Linked DNA regions of Homo sapiens: region 2 is linked to region 1. Evidence: read pairs that join two places in POLR2A ChIA-PET (ENCODE). Cell type or tissue: PC-9. All regions are shown on one strand.

Region 1 (8,000 bases):
TTGCAGTCAGCCAAGATCACGCCACTGTACTCCAGCCTGGGCAACAGAGCAAGACTCCTTCTCAAAATAAACAAAAAAACAAAAAAAAATAGCTGCTATGAAGAATGAAACTGGATCCCTCCCTGTCTCTCACCATATATAAAAATTAACTTGAGATAGATTAAGGACATGGATACCTGACGTGAAACCATAAATATTCTAGAAGAAAACCCAGGACACACTTTCTGGACACTAGCCTTAGCAAATAATTTATCACTAAGATCCCAAAAGCAAGTGTAACAAAAACAAAAATAAATAAATGGGACTTACTTAAACTAAAAGCTTCTGCACAGCAAAAGAAATAACAGAGTAAACAGACAAACTACAGAATGGGAGAAAATATTTGCAAACTATACACCTGACAGAGGAATAATCTCCATAATCTACAAGGAACTCAAACAAATCAGCAAGAAAAAAAAATAACTCCGTTAAAAAGTGAGCAAAGGATATGAATAGATATTTCTCAAAAGAAGATATACAAATGGCCAAGAAACATATGGAAAAAATGCTCAACATCACTAATCATCAGGGAAATGCAAATCAAAACCACCACAATGAGATACCACCTTGCCCCAGGGAGAATGGCCATTGTTTAAAGTCAAAAAACAATGGATGCTGGCACAGATACAGTGAAAAGGGAACATTTATACACTGTTGGTGGGAAATTGGTACAACCTCTGTAGAAAACAGTATGGAGATTTCTCAGAAAACTAAAAGAAGATCTATCATTCAATCCAGCAATCCCACTACTGGGTATTTACCAAAAGGAAAAGAGTCATTATATAAAAAAGACACTAGCACTCATATGTTATCACAGCATAATTCACAATTGCAAAAATATGGGATCAACCTATACACACACGCGCACACACACACACACACACAATGGAATAAAAAGAACAGCCATATAAGAACAAAATAATATCTTTTGCAGCAACTTGGACAGAACTGGAGGCCATCATTCAAAGCAAACTCAACTCAGGAATGGAAAACCAAATACCAAATGTTCTCACCTATAAACATGAGCTAAGCCATGGGTATGCAAAGGCATACAGAGTTGTATAACGGACACTGGAGACTCAGAAGTGGGGTAGGTAGAAAGGGGGTGAGGGATAGAAAATCACCTGTTGGGTACAATGTACACTATTCGGGTGATGGGTACACTAAAAGCCCAGACTTCACCACTGTACAATTCATCTATGTAACCAAAAACCACTTGTACCCCTAAAGCTATTGAATTTTTTTTTTAAAAAAGCTGCTACCATTTATTCAGCATTTACAATATGCTAGGCAATTTTCTAAGCACTTTGTATGTATCATCTTATTTCGTTCCTGTAACAACCCTAACAGTCACCTGGGACACAGAGAAGTAACTTGCCCATAGTAGATGGATCCAGGTTTCAAAACAGTCTGTGCTCCTAACCATGACATTCTGCATTATTTAAGATACCTTCCACCTGCAACAAACCAAGTAATTTTTTGAGGTAGCTGGTATTTAATCCAGCATTTGGGAACCGCTATACTATGGGAATGTTCAAGTCGCTTTAGCCATTTCACTCTTTGAAATCAGACACAAAATCAACAGTATCTCCTATTACTGGTCTTTATATCAAGAAATATTATCATCTTTATTATGAAGAATTTATAATATGCTAAATGCACAGAAATAGTTTTCCTGTAGAAGACTGGCTTATGTCTAAGTTTGCTGTTTCTAACAAAAATAGAAATTTTATATAACATAGTTTTTTCTTAACCTCACCTAGCAAGTTGCTATGTTTTATCAATTCTGCCCTAATAATATCTTAAAGGCTTTTAAATTCTTTCTGTATTCCTACTGACATCACACTAATTCAGATTTATATCATAAAACTTCCAGATTATTGATTGCCATATCATCTCAACTGGTCCATCTGGCTCCAATCTCTCTCCAGCTGGATCCAAGCAAATGCACCCTGCGCTTTCAGGCTAATTTTCTTAAAACATTTCCTGCCTGTCACCCATGCAATTACAAGTCTGTTAATGATTACAGGGTACCTACAGGGTAAGCCCCCAATCTTTATAACCAGGCATTCAAGATCTATAAGTACCCACCGCCTACCCATCTCCGGCTTCCCTTTCCTAAATTCAACTACAGTACAGTTTTTAATCCAAAATTCCTTCATAAAGACAAATACATCTTAAGCCACATTTAAAATGAGAAAAGTATTTAAATTGTGGGCTAATTCTTTAAATCCGTTTTAATAAAATTCTAGCTATCTTGGAGTTAAATGTTCAAATCTCATACTACTTCAAATGAGCTGCTTTTACTAATAGCTCTTAAACTTTTGGCAGAATATGTAGGAGGATGTTCTTAACACAAATTAAGCTCTTGCATCTGATCTTTCTGGTAATCTTGAAGTTCAGAGTTAGTTTTAGATGTCCAATTACTCAAAAACTCTGCCCCAAAGCAACAGGGAGGGTGTAGACTGTGTTTTAAAGCACGAATCTTGTATAATTCACTGAGCCAGTTTGTCAGACTTGAATTGTATTATTTTTACTTGAAAACACATAGTACCATGCCAAGAGGAAAATGTACCCAATCCTAGAAGTACAAGCTAGTGAAATTTATCTATCTATTTAAGTCATGAAAGTTCCACTTACTCGTCTACTATGAAGTTTAAAAAAAAGTTCTACTACCAAGCAGAACTGAGAAGAGTCAATTGACGATGCCCTAATATCCATTTCAGGTGGAGCTAATTTATCAGTTATTTCCTGTGGCTTCTCTGGAGCTCTTATAAAAGTTCTCCATTACCCCTTGAGGACTGAATTTAAGATGAGGGGGGAAATATGATGATTTATGCAGCCATCATGCAAAATCCATATGAGTAAGAAAGTGACAGGTAGATAAACATTTTAGAGAGCCAGAGAAAGGATTGCTGCTGGAAACCATGCCCTCTCCTCTCCCCTTAAGGTAGGGCTCAACTGTTGCTTTCTTAGTGCTTATGTGATGTTAAACTGATTCATCTTTTAAAAGATTAGAAAAATATGCAAGTAATTAATGAAGGGAACAAATATGAAAGAAAACTTCCCCCTAGTCAAATCTTTTATAACAGGTTCGCAGAACAACTCCAGACCTGGAAGCCTGTGGAAAGGGAAACACAGTATCCACTAATGAGCAAACCAAGAAGTCCAAAGGATGAAGATTTTACCCACTGCTTGTTGTATCACCAATAAAGGCATAAACTGCCTTGAAACAGCTCTCCAATTACCAGAGCAGGTAATTGGATTCGAAAGGAAAATAGATTCGCGTCTGGCCACATCCTTTATAATTATTATTATCTCATTCATACAAATGATGTACAACTCAGAGTCTAAAATATTTTTATAGGAAAGATTCCTTAAAGTTGCTCCATGAGCAGTTAGATTTGTTTCTAATATTTCTCATAACTACAGAACTCATTCCTCATGGTCTGGTGCTACCTTTACGATACTGGTGTTTGAAGAAGAAATTTTAAGGCCTCATAGTTTATTTTCCTTCCCCCAAATACCCTGTGTCACAAAAGCCGCTGGGAGAAGGCAATGTCTGCCTTCATTTGCTATTTAATTTTGCAGGAAAGCAGCCATGTTGTACCACACCAGAGGCTGGCACTTCACATGATTCACTTCACCTCCAATAGGAAAAAAATGCAGATAAAGCAAAAAGCAAGTTGACGTCAGACCCAGCTTTTAAGAGTCACGGTCCAGAGTCTCTGCTGGGACCAGTCCTTATTCCCTCCACACTACTGTTACTGACCACTCCATCTTAATCACATCCAATAATACATTCAAATGGCTCACTGACAACAGATAAGTTATATTCTACTGCTTAAGAAATCAGGAAATGTGAAATATAGTTTAGTTTTCCATCAAAAAAGTTAAAATTTAAAAGTTCTGGCATATAAAGTGTGTAATAGCCAACTATCTGGAAAACTTAGATTTTAGATAACCAATGGTTTGCTGTTCATCAAAGCAAAAAGAATCTACAAAATACAATCCTGCCACCTTGTGGTACCTGTTCAAAAGTACTTCATACTTTACCATAAATTTTCTAATTTTAAAAAATGTGCTTATTTGAAAAAATATTAATCAAGATAAAGTTATTTTAAAATATTAAATACTCATGCTGACATTAGCTAAAATGCACTGAAATTTGTTTGAAATGAAATTATTTCTCAGGTCAAAACTAAATTATCTCTTCCAACATAAGATGTGGAAATGCAATTGTGTAGCACTTGGATCTCTTGATAAACTCTTACCATCACACTTTCCTTTCTGACAGTTAAATAGCCGGAATGTTAAATAAATAGAACTGCAAAACTTACTAGATAGCATTGCTTGATCAATTTTTAACTACAAGTAGAGATTAAGTATGGTAAATTTCTATATCTTTACTAAACTTATAATTTTTAGATTGTTCAGACTCTTCAATGAACCTAAATAGACTTAAGTTTCTTAACATCATATTGACGTATAAGAGAATAGTTCTAAAACAGTGAATTAAAATACAGAACCACTGGCAGTTTCAGAGCATCATCTACAATAATTACTTTTAGAAAATTGTTAAGTGATGACTAAGTCTCCTTTGACAAATAAAATATTGAAAGCTTATCCTGTGAAAATATAAACTACCAATTACAGGAGTCCTCCCTTATCTGTGGTTTCACTTTCCATAATTTTAGTTACCTATACTCCAAAAATATTAAGTGGAAAATTCCAGAAATAAGTCATAAATGTTAAATTATGTGCTGAAATCCTCCCTTTGTCCAGCAGATCCACATTGTATACACTACTTGCCCATTAGTCACCCAGTAACTGTCTCAGTTATCAGATCCACTGTCAGCGTGTCAAAGTGATTGGAGGATTCAAGTAACCCTTATTTTACTTCATAGCCCCAAAGTGCAAGAGTAGTAATGCTGGCATATTGTTATAATTGTTCTATTACTGTTGTTGTTAATCTCTTACTGTGCCTAATTTATAAATTAAGCTTTATCAGAGGTATGTATGTATAGGGAAAAAACATACTGAATATTGGTTTTGATCCTATCCTCAGTTGCAGGCATCCATGGGGAGTCTTAGAATGTGACCCCTGGAATAAAGAGGGGTCACAAATGCAAAGATAAACTGTGGCATTTTTCTGTTATACAGCATCCTTTGAATTCTTCTATTTAACAAATACTGGTCATCTCTTTTGTCTCACAACTTGAGAACTGTTCCTTTTTTTTCATATGAGACAGCATGTTTTACTTTGCACACTGGTATCAATCCTTCAGACACTCTCAACCATTGACATATCTGATTTCTGTCTCCCCTCTCACCCACTCACTCACTCAACAAACATATGAGGACCTGCTATGTGTACCAGGTCCCTAAAACGGAAACATGAAAAAGCATAGTCCTCGCCTGTAACCCCAATATTGTGGGAGGCTGAGGTGGGCAGATCACTTGAGTCCGGGAATTTGAGACCACCCTGGACAAAATGGTGAAACCCTGGCTATACAATTAACCGGTTGTGGTGGCATGTGCCTGTAGACCCAGCTACCCTGGAGGCTGAGGTGGGAGGACTGCCTTTGCCTGAGCCTGGGAGGTTGAGACTGCAGTGAGCCATGACCTAATCTTCAAGGAAAGGCAATTTTCTTTGTTTTGAGGTATATATTTTTGAACATTCCTTCTATCCCTCAAATTCTTCTCAAAATAAGCTCCACATCTAATTGTACAACTGCAGTAGTCCATTTTCATGCTGTGGATAAAGACCTGAGATTGGGCAATTTAAAAAAGAAAGAGATTTACTTGGACTTGCAGTTCCACGTGGCCAGGGAAGCCCAATTATGACGGAAGGCAAGGAAGAGCAAGTCACGTCTTACATAGATGGCAGTAGGCAAAGAGAGAGAGCTTGTGCAGGGGAATTCCTCTTTTTAAAACGGAATTGCAGACCCAATGTACATCTTTTATTCAAACTGATTAATGCATTTTTAGATTTAAAATATTAAATTTATTAAATAATATTAAATCTACCAATCACTCAAGTATTTTACATTCATTTAAAACTATACAACTGGAGGCCAGGCACAACGGCACAGGCCTGTAATCCCAGCACGTTGGGAGGCCAACGCAGGTGGATCACTTGAGGTCAGGAGTTTGAGACCAGCCTGAGCAACATGGTGAAAACCCATCTCTACAAAAAATACAAAAATTAGCTGGGCATGGTGGCACACACCTGTAGTCCCAGCTACTTGGAAGGCTGAGGCAGGAGGATCTCTTGAGCCCAGGAGGTCGAGGTTGCAGTGAACCAAGATCATGCCACTGGACTCCAGCCTGGGCGACAGAGCAAGACCCCTGACTCTAAAAATAAAAAATAAATAAATAAATAAAAATAAAACTGTACAATTGGATGAGTACTTTTGTCAGCATGCAAATCAGTTTAAGTTATACAAACAGTAGAAGCAGTATATATGTGTGTGTGTGTGTGTGTGTATATATTTAGCATAGATGTATATATTTTTAAATTAAGCTAGTCAGGCCAGCTTTATTAAGCATTCACAAAAATCCACATTTCAAAAGAACCATGCAACTGATGGTTTACATATAATTTGAGGACCTCTATTCCTAAGACAAACTAAAGTACAGCTAACATCATCTTTAATTATAGACTAATTAAGCTAATGTTTTCTGATAGAAAGGCTCAATATAATACTCAATCTTTTACAATTTTAAGCCAATTTGTAATGGCTTCAACTGAGGAGTCCAACAAATTAAAAAGCTGTTATGCAACTAAATGTTTAAAGATCTTAAGCTAAAAAAGGACTATACAATTCATCTCAGTTAACCAGTAAAAAATTTCTATCATGATCTCCAAATAATCCTCCAAGTGATTTTTAAAATAGCTTTAAAATTTTTCCAGCTGGGAAAAACAAAGCAAAGAACTAAAATGGCTGAACTGAACCTTATTTCACCCTCCAAGCTGAGTATTTAGAAACCAACTGCTTTTCAAGGTACTAGGCAGGACTTAGGACAACTGAGAGACAATTCCTTCCACAATTATTTGAATTACAGTGAGGTACTCACAGCAGGATTATCACTAGACTATAGGAAAAGCTTCACGCTACAGACTATGGTGGCTTTCTTGGGCCTCTCTTCCCACCCAGGCCCAACTGACACTCCTGGTGGACAAACAAGTGCTTCAGGAAGTAGTCCCAAAATTCCATCTGTCCCCTAAGGCAGTTTCTACTTAAAGGGGCAGTGGTCCAATTTATTTATGATGACTCATTACTTCAAAGAGAACAAAAATACTATGAATATAGTGATTTGTTATGTTTCAAGCATTTTAAAAGGCATGGGTGATTTTCTTTAGGTTTTCTTAGAGTGCAACAAGTTAATAACATAAGACCTCTACAGATCATTTCGTCTTGATCCCAAAATCAGGAAAATCTAGTGAGGGTTTTCCCCACTTTTGACACACTTATGTCAGAGGTGAAAAAACAATAAGGATGCAAGAATGGAAGGAAGGAGAAGAGGAAGAGAAAGGATGAAGGAAGGGTTAAAAATAAGAATGGAGGGAAGAAGGAGGGAGAGGAGATGAAGAAAGGGAGGTAGGGGAAGGAGGACGGGAGGAGAGTAAAAGGAGGGAGGGAGAGGAAAGGGAAGAAAAACTAACCAGACAAGTAAACCAAAACCCAGGCAAGCAGGTATCAAGAAGCCTCAGAAATGTAGAAACGAGATATCTGACAACTTTTTCATTCCCAGTACAATAAGGCCTCATTGTACTTCCTGCAATTTATATCTTAGATATTCTACTCTAGCCCTAGAAATATACTATCTTATTGGAGCAGAGGTGGGGAAGGGGCGGGAAACAAAAAGAAATCTACAATTCTTTGTTTTTCTATTATTTAAACAGTCTGCAATGTTGTTCCAGAAGGTAGACAAGAGACTGATAAAACCAACCAAAA
Region 2 (8,000 bases), 220 kb after region 1:
TGTCACGCTCCTTCCCTCCATCTGCTTCCTCTCCCCACCTTACTTACCACTCTTTCAAGTCAGGCTGTTTTGGTGTTTTGTGTTTGTTTACTTGTTTACTGGATTCCTGAAGGTGAACTGCACTGTCTGCCTTGTTCTCCACAGCCCCCCAGCATCTAGAACTGTGCCTGGTACAAGAAAGCACTTAGCAAATATTTGGTGGGATGATGAATGGCTGTAAAAGGATTAAATGATTTAGACTTTTAGATACTTGTAAGTATCTCTCCTGGGAAAAGATGTTTTGTTCCAAATTTCAGTCAAAAAAGGTATGTTTTCACAGGTTGTTAAAATTTTTCAAAATTAATATTTTTAATGGAAAATGTTCCATATTTTATAGTCTTATAGCTATGGGTCATGAACCAGCTTGGGCATGTGCCTCCCCCACCAGAGGACTGAGTGTTAGAGTCCCAGAAGGTTGGTGAACCTTTATCACAATGAGCAGTGTCTTGTTTTGACTACCTCACATGAAAGCATAACAGATTACTTCTAAAAATAGCTATTTTATTTTGAACTTGTTCTTTCCATTTTGAATATGGCCAATCCTGAAAAGGGATTTATTGAATTCACATTATACTTCTCTCAAAAGTAAATAGCATTAAAGAGCAAACACAGTGGTTTATCACATGACGTAGAGGCAAATTAATCCTTTATTGCAAGGTATAATTTAATATTGGACACATTGTGTTTGAGGCACTGGGGGACTTCCTAGTGAGAGCTTGCTAGTCATTAAAAATGTGGGTCTGGAACTCAGGAAAGCAGACTCAGCTTCAGAGACAAATGGGTGTCATTGTTGCACATGTGGTACTGGAGCAATAGTGGTAGGTAGGATTTCTCAGGTGGAACATGTGGAATCAGAGACGGAGCCAAAGTCATCTCCTAAACAGCCCACAGAAGAGGAAAAAAAACAGGAAGGAAGACTTGGAATCAGAAGTACCAAGTCATTCAAGTAGCTACCTAACCAAGTATAAGTTGACTTACTAGTCGCCTAAGGTATGTAATTCCTGACCAGCTCCTGAAGATAAGAAAGAAGAGAGAAAAGTAATACATGTACCATGACCTTTAAAAGAGAGAGAGAGAATTGGATAGAACATAAAACTGACAAACAACATATGAAAAAATGCGAATCATGCCTCATTCGCAAATTATCTTACAAAAGCAGACACCTAAATGGAAGAGTTGGCAAAATGTAGAGCTTGGTAAAGAAAGCCAGAGAAGAAATACTAGGGCAAACCTCAAGTGAATACAGGAATAGCACTGAGAGCTAAAAAGGAAAGTTTTTTTTTTTTTAAAAAAACAACTTATTAAATGCCAAACGGTAGATGTGTCCCTGCTGTACCAAGAAATGTTGGTGTTCCCAGGGCATCTGTGTTAAGTAACTGAAACAAAATGTTTTTCATTCAAACAACTGCATTTTGAACAGAAGACTGAAAACAAAGTAAAGCAAAAAGATTGTAATCCTGAAACAAACCGACATACATATTCTATGAATGTGTAGTAGCAAAACACAGAAGCAGGATAATCATTTAATTGCATTTATGCAAGTGCTTTGACTCTTCATTGTTGGCAAATAAATTGATAAGATTTTTAAATGGCAGAGAGGACAGATCTAGGAAGCATAATGCTTGTTCCTGATCAAAATGAGCTGATTGGAAAATTTTTCAAACATTTTCAAGCAAAACACTTGCATTTAATTCCGTTGAATCTGATGAAGTATGATTGACAGTGGACCAAGAGCCCCGACCACTGTGCTCCCCATCCCCTGATCAAGGCACCACCTTCTCTCACACTCATCTAAGTGGTCCCTGAGAAACCTCCAAGGAAACCCAGGGGTCTGTGCAGCACATTTGAAAACCACTCAATCAAAGAAAGAAGACACAGTGCGTGTAATACACAAGAACAAGAATTCATGCCCAACGTTTTCTTAGTGACTTGATCCAACTTAAATGTATCCACTTACTAAGTGGAAGTGCTTTAAGCACCAGAAGGAAGTCAGCTTGGGACCCTGATTCTAGTTTCAGTATCTCGGCCGCAGCTGCCATCTATGCACACGTTCATTCTAAGCTAGATCTGAGCAATGGCAATGGTTGTAGCCACCCCAGCACACTGGCAGGTAGCAGTGGGGATGAGAAAGAGGTTTGTTGGGCGTTTCCTACTCATTTTCCAGAGAAGATGGGTGGGAAGTCAAGGAGGCAGGTTTCCAGGAGGTTACTGCAGCTTAAGTTTTAGAATCCCTCCCACAAACTCAGTTAATGCGTATCACCAATCCAAAAAGCATTGAAGATTAGCTACTGTGCAAACACTTGAATGCCCTGGAATCTTATGGCTTATATATGAAAGAAATTTGGTAGAGGTTCTCCCGATCCTAAAAGTTTACATATGACCAATAACATGTTGTGAAGCCAAGAAAACTTTTCTAATTATCAATAGTAATAAAAGACAATTTCCCCTCAATCATGCTAGAGGGAAGACTGAATTATTTATGATCGCTATAGGCATTGATAGTACAAAATCATGGTAATGTAAATAAGTGTGCAGCCCCCAAAAATGTAATGAAAAGGCATTTAGGAAGATGTGCCTGGCAGTTTAGCAATAAAAATTATGACAATAGCTGGGCATGGTGGCTCATGCCTGTAATCTCAGCACTTTGGGAGGTTGAGACAGGCGGATCACCTGAGGTTAGGACTTCGAGACCAGCCTGACCAACATGGTGAAACCCCGTTTCTACTAAAAATACAAAAATTAGCTGGGCATGGTGGCGCATGCCTGTAATCCCAGCTACTCAGGAGGCTGAGGCAGGAGAATTGCTTGAACTCAGGAGTCGGAGGTTGCAGTGAACCGAGATTGCACCACTGCACTCCAGCCTGGGCAACAGGGCAAGACTCTGTCTCAAAAAAAAAAAAAAAAAAAAAATTATGATAATATTTTTCTAGGTTTTGTAGTGTTTCTGTTATTGATCAGCTTTTTATATTTTTAAATCTGTTGTGATTTCTTTTCTAATTCTAAAGAAATCACTTTTGTACCTGACTTTGTATTAGGCATTTTGTACTCTTTTTTTTTCTTCTTCGTGTAGTCTTTTTTATTTAAGATGGTGCCAAAAGCCAGGTACAGTGGCTCATGCCTGTAATCCCAGCACTTTGGGAGGCCAAGGCAGGCAGATCACTTGAGGTCAGGAGTTCGAGACCTCCTGGCCAACATGGTAAAACCCTGTCTCTGCTAAATATACAAACATTAGCCGAGTGTGGTGACGGGCACCTGCAGTCCCAGCTACTTGGGAGGCTGAGGCAGGAGAATTGCTCAAACCCAGGAGGTGAAGTTTGCAGTGAGCCAAGATCATGTCACTGCACTCCAGCCTGGGCAATAGGGATAGACTGCATCTCAAAATAAACAAACAAACAAACAAAGATGGTGCCAAAAATTATACAAGCCTCAGGCCTTGCAAAGCCTGGATCTGCATCTGTTTACCTTGGAGGTGCAGTGGGCAGACGACAATTGCTTCTTGGGCACTGTCCTATTCTGCTAGAGTTTGCAGTAATTGAATGTGCAGACTGATGGGGATGGAATGGGGGCTTTCATAGATGAAAAAATCGAGAGACACAAAGTCAGTCTTATTTTAGACCACATTCATAACAAACGTCAAATCGCACCTCCTCCCCTCAAGCCAACTAGATCCTTCAATATCCAATTATCATCATGGACATAAAAGAAGGAAATGTTGAGTATAAAGGGAACCCCACCTTGCATCTAAGCTGGGATTCCACTCTGGACATAAATCATAAACTGCTGGGGTTGGCCTATAAGACATTATTTGCATGAAGAACAGAGAAGCCTTCTGGGAAAGAACTCACCCTAAGGGAAGCAGGAGCTTCACATGAACAGCTTGCCCCTGTCATCTTTGCAAGTTCTACAAAGAGAACATCAGAGCTTGCAAAAATATAGCTTAACTTAGGGTTTATACACTAAAACAAAGAGAGGGGGGAGACAGGGTAACTTTAGTATCCTGAGGGCCCTGCTGCTTTCCACTGCTGTGGTATGAGACAGCAGCACCAGAAGGTATCTGGGGGGAAAAAGAGGCCTAGTGAGCACAGTGATCCCTGTTGGTGATCAGTGGAATGATGAGTGCGTAGCAGGAGTTAATTTGTCCATGAGTATACAGAGACTTGTAGAAATAACACGGGAAGACATATTGCAGAGGACTGAAGAGGTCCTGGCTGAGCTGGTGTGGGCACAAACTAGTGAAATTTGGTTTATTGCTCTAGTAATGACAGGGCAGGGAGTGGGGATGCTCAGGGATAACATAATCAAGAGGACCTGGGTGTTATCTGCCACAAGCTTACTGTGTGACTTTATACCTCTGCTTTCCTCATGTGGAGAAATTTGGTGCAGGTGTCAGACAAATGATCTCTAAGATATCTGCTAGCAGATTCAAATTAATGTTCTCTCTATTTTATCAGAGATTAGATGCAAATGGTTTCAGTCATGCCAACAGCTGGGCTCCCGCAGGCCTGCAGTAAGTGACTTTTAGAAATTATGCACCTACTAATTTCTAGATGAACAAAGTGAATCTCAGAGCAAACAAGCGACTTCTCTGGTGCTACTATTCTCAGAAGCACAATGTAACCAGAATCTGAGGCCGCTGAAGAGCTGGAATTCAAAAAAACAGTGCTTCTGCCAGGACTGCGGGATATGGCAGTGGGGGCAGTGGCTGTAGGGCTCTGTGACCATAGAATGCTGTCAATGATGTCCCTAGAACTGTGCTGTGTGTCACCTGCCCAACCGTATATGGTGGCCCTCCTCTGTCCCCCTTGTCCCTACTCTCAAAATTTAGTTCCAAGTCCCATGACTGGAAGTCCCAGGAAAAGGAAGGGTGGAGGTGCTGGAGCAGTCCTCTGCCCTGCCCACTGCCTTTTCCTCTCCTAGGAATGCATTTTATTTTAAAAAGTTACTTACAGAGCAGAGCTGATGGCTTTCCCAGATGCCCTGCCACCAGACAAGACTGCGCACACTGGGAAAACACAAATGAATTCTCATGCACGCTGGAAAGGTTCAAAATGACAACAGGAAGTTAGAGAATTGTGAGGAAAATGGAAAATCCTTAGGCAATTTATGAAGATGACAGATTGGAATTCTCCAGTCTCTTGCTTCTCTGCCAAGCATAGCTACTGCTAAAGAGAGTAGCACAAAAATGCAGGATGGCCTCTTTCAAGATGGCGGCCTCCAGAAAGCCAGAGTCGCTGCTGGAGAGGCAAGGGAGCAGCCAAAGAGCACCCACAGAAGACAAGGAAGTCAGAGTCCTCGTGGAAAAGCATGCAGCAGAGCACACTTTCTCAAGCACACCCAGACTCATCGACTTCTATTAAAGTTGCCCAAAGCTGTGCGGTGGCTTATGCCTGTAATCTCAGCACTTTGGGAGGCTGAGGTGGGTGGATCACCTTAGGTTAGGAGTTCGAGACTAGCCTGGCCAACATGGTGAAACCCTGTCTCTACTAAAATACAAAAATTAGCCGGACATGATGGCAAGTGCCTGTAATCCCAGCTACTCAGGAGGCTGAGGCAGGAGAATCGCTTGAACTCGGGAGGTGGAGGTTGCAGTGAGCCAAGATGGTGCCACTGTGCTCCAGCCTGGGCGATAGAGCAAGACTCAGTCTCAAAAAAAAAAAAAAAAAAAAAAAAAAAAAAGTTGCCCAAAGCTATGGTAGAAAATGGCCCCAGGATTCTATGGCCCAGCCCATGTCCATGCCAGGGAAATATCATAAATTTGGTATGGAAGCAGAGAATCAAACATGCTTTGAGCTCATCTGCCACATTGTGCCCACATGCTCTTCCTGTGTTTGCCATGGGGTCACACACACAGGCCCCTGCTGCTCACCTTTACAGACCTTTCTCCAGGTGGCTCTTCTGTGTTCTGCTCTGTGCAATGCATGTCCAAGAAGGAACTGACACAGAACAGTCAGATAAACTGATATTTAGACCAGTGCACTTCAGCCTTGGCTACACATTGAACTCATCTGGGGAGCTCTGCAAAAATGCCTAATGCCTGGCTCCTACCCCAGACCAAATAATTCAGCATGTCAGGCTGGAATACTGGCATTTGCTAAGAGCTGGTGCAGGTGGAAGCATCTGCCAACTCTGAGAGCTAAATCAGTGATTCTTAAACTTTGCTCAAATATAAAAAACTCTTTCCTTTGAATTTTAACTCTTTAGGACCCCAACATTCTGGTCACATATTTTGGGGGAGCTTTAAAAAAGCCCAGTGTTCAGATTGTACCCCATATCGATTAAATCAGAATTTCTGGAGATGGGAACCAGGCATCAGTATTTTAAAAAATTTCTCAGATACTTCAAAAGTTCAGCCAAATTGGGAACCAATGAGTTAAATGATAACAGTCTAGTTCAAACAGTAGGATCTCGGTGTGTGGCGGTTGAGGAGGTTGGGAAAGGGGACCTACCTTCCAAGCTAGGAATAAGAAATCAACAGAGTTTGGCAGGAGGCTGGTTGGTTGTATTAGCAAATCTAAAGATAGAACATGTCAACCAAAGCGGGATGTCTGCATGGAACAGGGAAAGTGGGAGTCAGAGAGGAAGGTCTAGCCAAGGGGGCAGTGCATGGGTGACCTCATGGGAACATCCAGTCCTATCTGTTTGGCAGGTCTGTCCCCAAAGAAGAGATGAAGGGACAAGCTTAAGAAAATTTGGCACCTGGCTGGGTACGGTGGCTCACGCCTGTAATCCCAGCACTTAGGGAGGCTGAGGCGGGTGGATCATTTTTGAGGTCAGGAGTTCAAGACCAGCCTGGCCAACATGATGAAACCCTATTAGTACTAAAGATACAAAAAATAAGCCAGGTGTGGCTACAGGCACCTGTAATCCCAGCTACTCAGGAGACTGAGGCAGAAGAATTGCATGAACCCAAGAGGTGGAGGTTGCAGTAAGCCAAGACCGTGCCATTGCACTCCAGATCCAGCCTGAGTGCCAGAGTGAGACTCTGTCTAAAAAGAAAAAGAAAAAAAAGACACCCTTTGACATTAAACCTTCCTTCTAATATCCCCTGCTCAGCCTGTGCTCAAGCGGCATTCTCATTACCATTTGTCTTCCTTTTAGTTTTCTACTGGGAAAGAACATGTTAGTCAAGGTGACACAAATGTCCACTCAGCTTAGAAGTTCTTATTTCTTGTTGCAAATTAATAAATTGTCATTTTGGTTTAGATAGCCGCTTCCTGAGAGCTTGAGTGATGTGGATCTGTCCCTGAGAACCTGACTCACTCTAGCAGGTTGAAACAGTCTAGTTTCCAAACCTGCAGATTAGTTTCACCAAAGTGGCACCATTTCAAAATTCCTGGGGCTTAGCACAGAGTGTTTTTCATGATCCACCAAATTGGGAGCTCCTGGAAGACGCTGGTCAGTGTTTGATTCTTCTGTGTATCACCAATACCACCTTAATTCCAAGACACCATAGGCAAGGATGATAGTCTGAATATATACATCCATGTCAGCAGCACGGCTGTTTCTGTACAATGCCAGCCCCAGTGCTGGAGCAGAGTCCTGGAGGCCACCATAGAGCCAGGTGCTAATGCTGGTCTTACGGAATTCAGGGGGTCCTGGGGAAGAGATTGCTATGTCTGCAGCAGAGGAAGGCACTGGCGAGGTTCAAGGTAGAGACGTTTTGCCAATCAGCACAGAAGTATTTTGATATTTTAGAAATTAGTAGATACAGCCATACTGGTGCATGACAGCTGAATATCAGCTGTTTGTAGGTAACACGTATTTGTTGATTCGATGAGTACCCCCCACTAAAGCATCCTTCTTATGGCTGGTGGCACTCCTCCATCTGCCTTCCCACAAAATGCCAAAGACTTTCCTGCCCAGGGCTCCTTGACCCATGAGAGAATGTGACTAAGTATGGTCTTAGCTTCACATCACATATCCTGGGGAGCTGGTGGTTCTGGTGGCTGGGACCTGAGGAG

The links. ChIA-PET counts read pairs that join two places held together with the same protein. Peaks named below come from ENCODE experiments on the same cell type or tissue, not always from the same donor. Only the 100,000 strongest peaks of a DNase experiment are listed, where the experiment ranks them.
Region 2: POLR2A ChIA-PET joins it to region 1 with 11 read pairs; 3 of 35 experiments call an interaction of 5 or more read pairs at or near these places.

Annotation. Positions count from the first base shown.
Region 1 is chr13:44,467,099-44,475,098 of GRCh38, forward strand. The region is part of intron 1 of TSC22D1 (TSC22 domain family member 1); the gene reads right to left. Among named protein-coding and RNA genes, the nearest start is that of TUSC8, 65 kb to the left of the region's middle. In PC-9, CTCF peaks have their summits at 4,070 (motif pointing left) and 4,270; a DNase peak (open chromatin) is centred at 4,733; H3K27ac peaks cover 2,601 bases.
Region 2 is chr13:44,688,401-44,696,400 of GRCh38, forward strand. All of the region lies in intron 3 of LINC00407 (long intergenic non-protein coding RNA 407), which reads left to right. All of the region lies in intron 2 of LOC105370185 (a long non-coding RNA gene), which reads right to left. Among named protein-coding and RNA genes, the nearest start is that of LINC00407, 52 kb to the left of the region's middle. In PC-9, no CTCF peak of the experiment used is centred here; no DNase peak of the experiment used is centred here.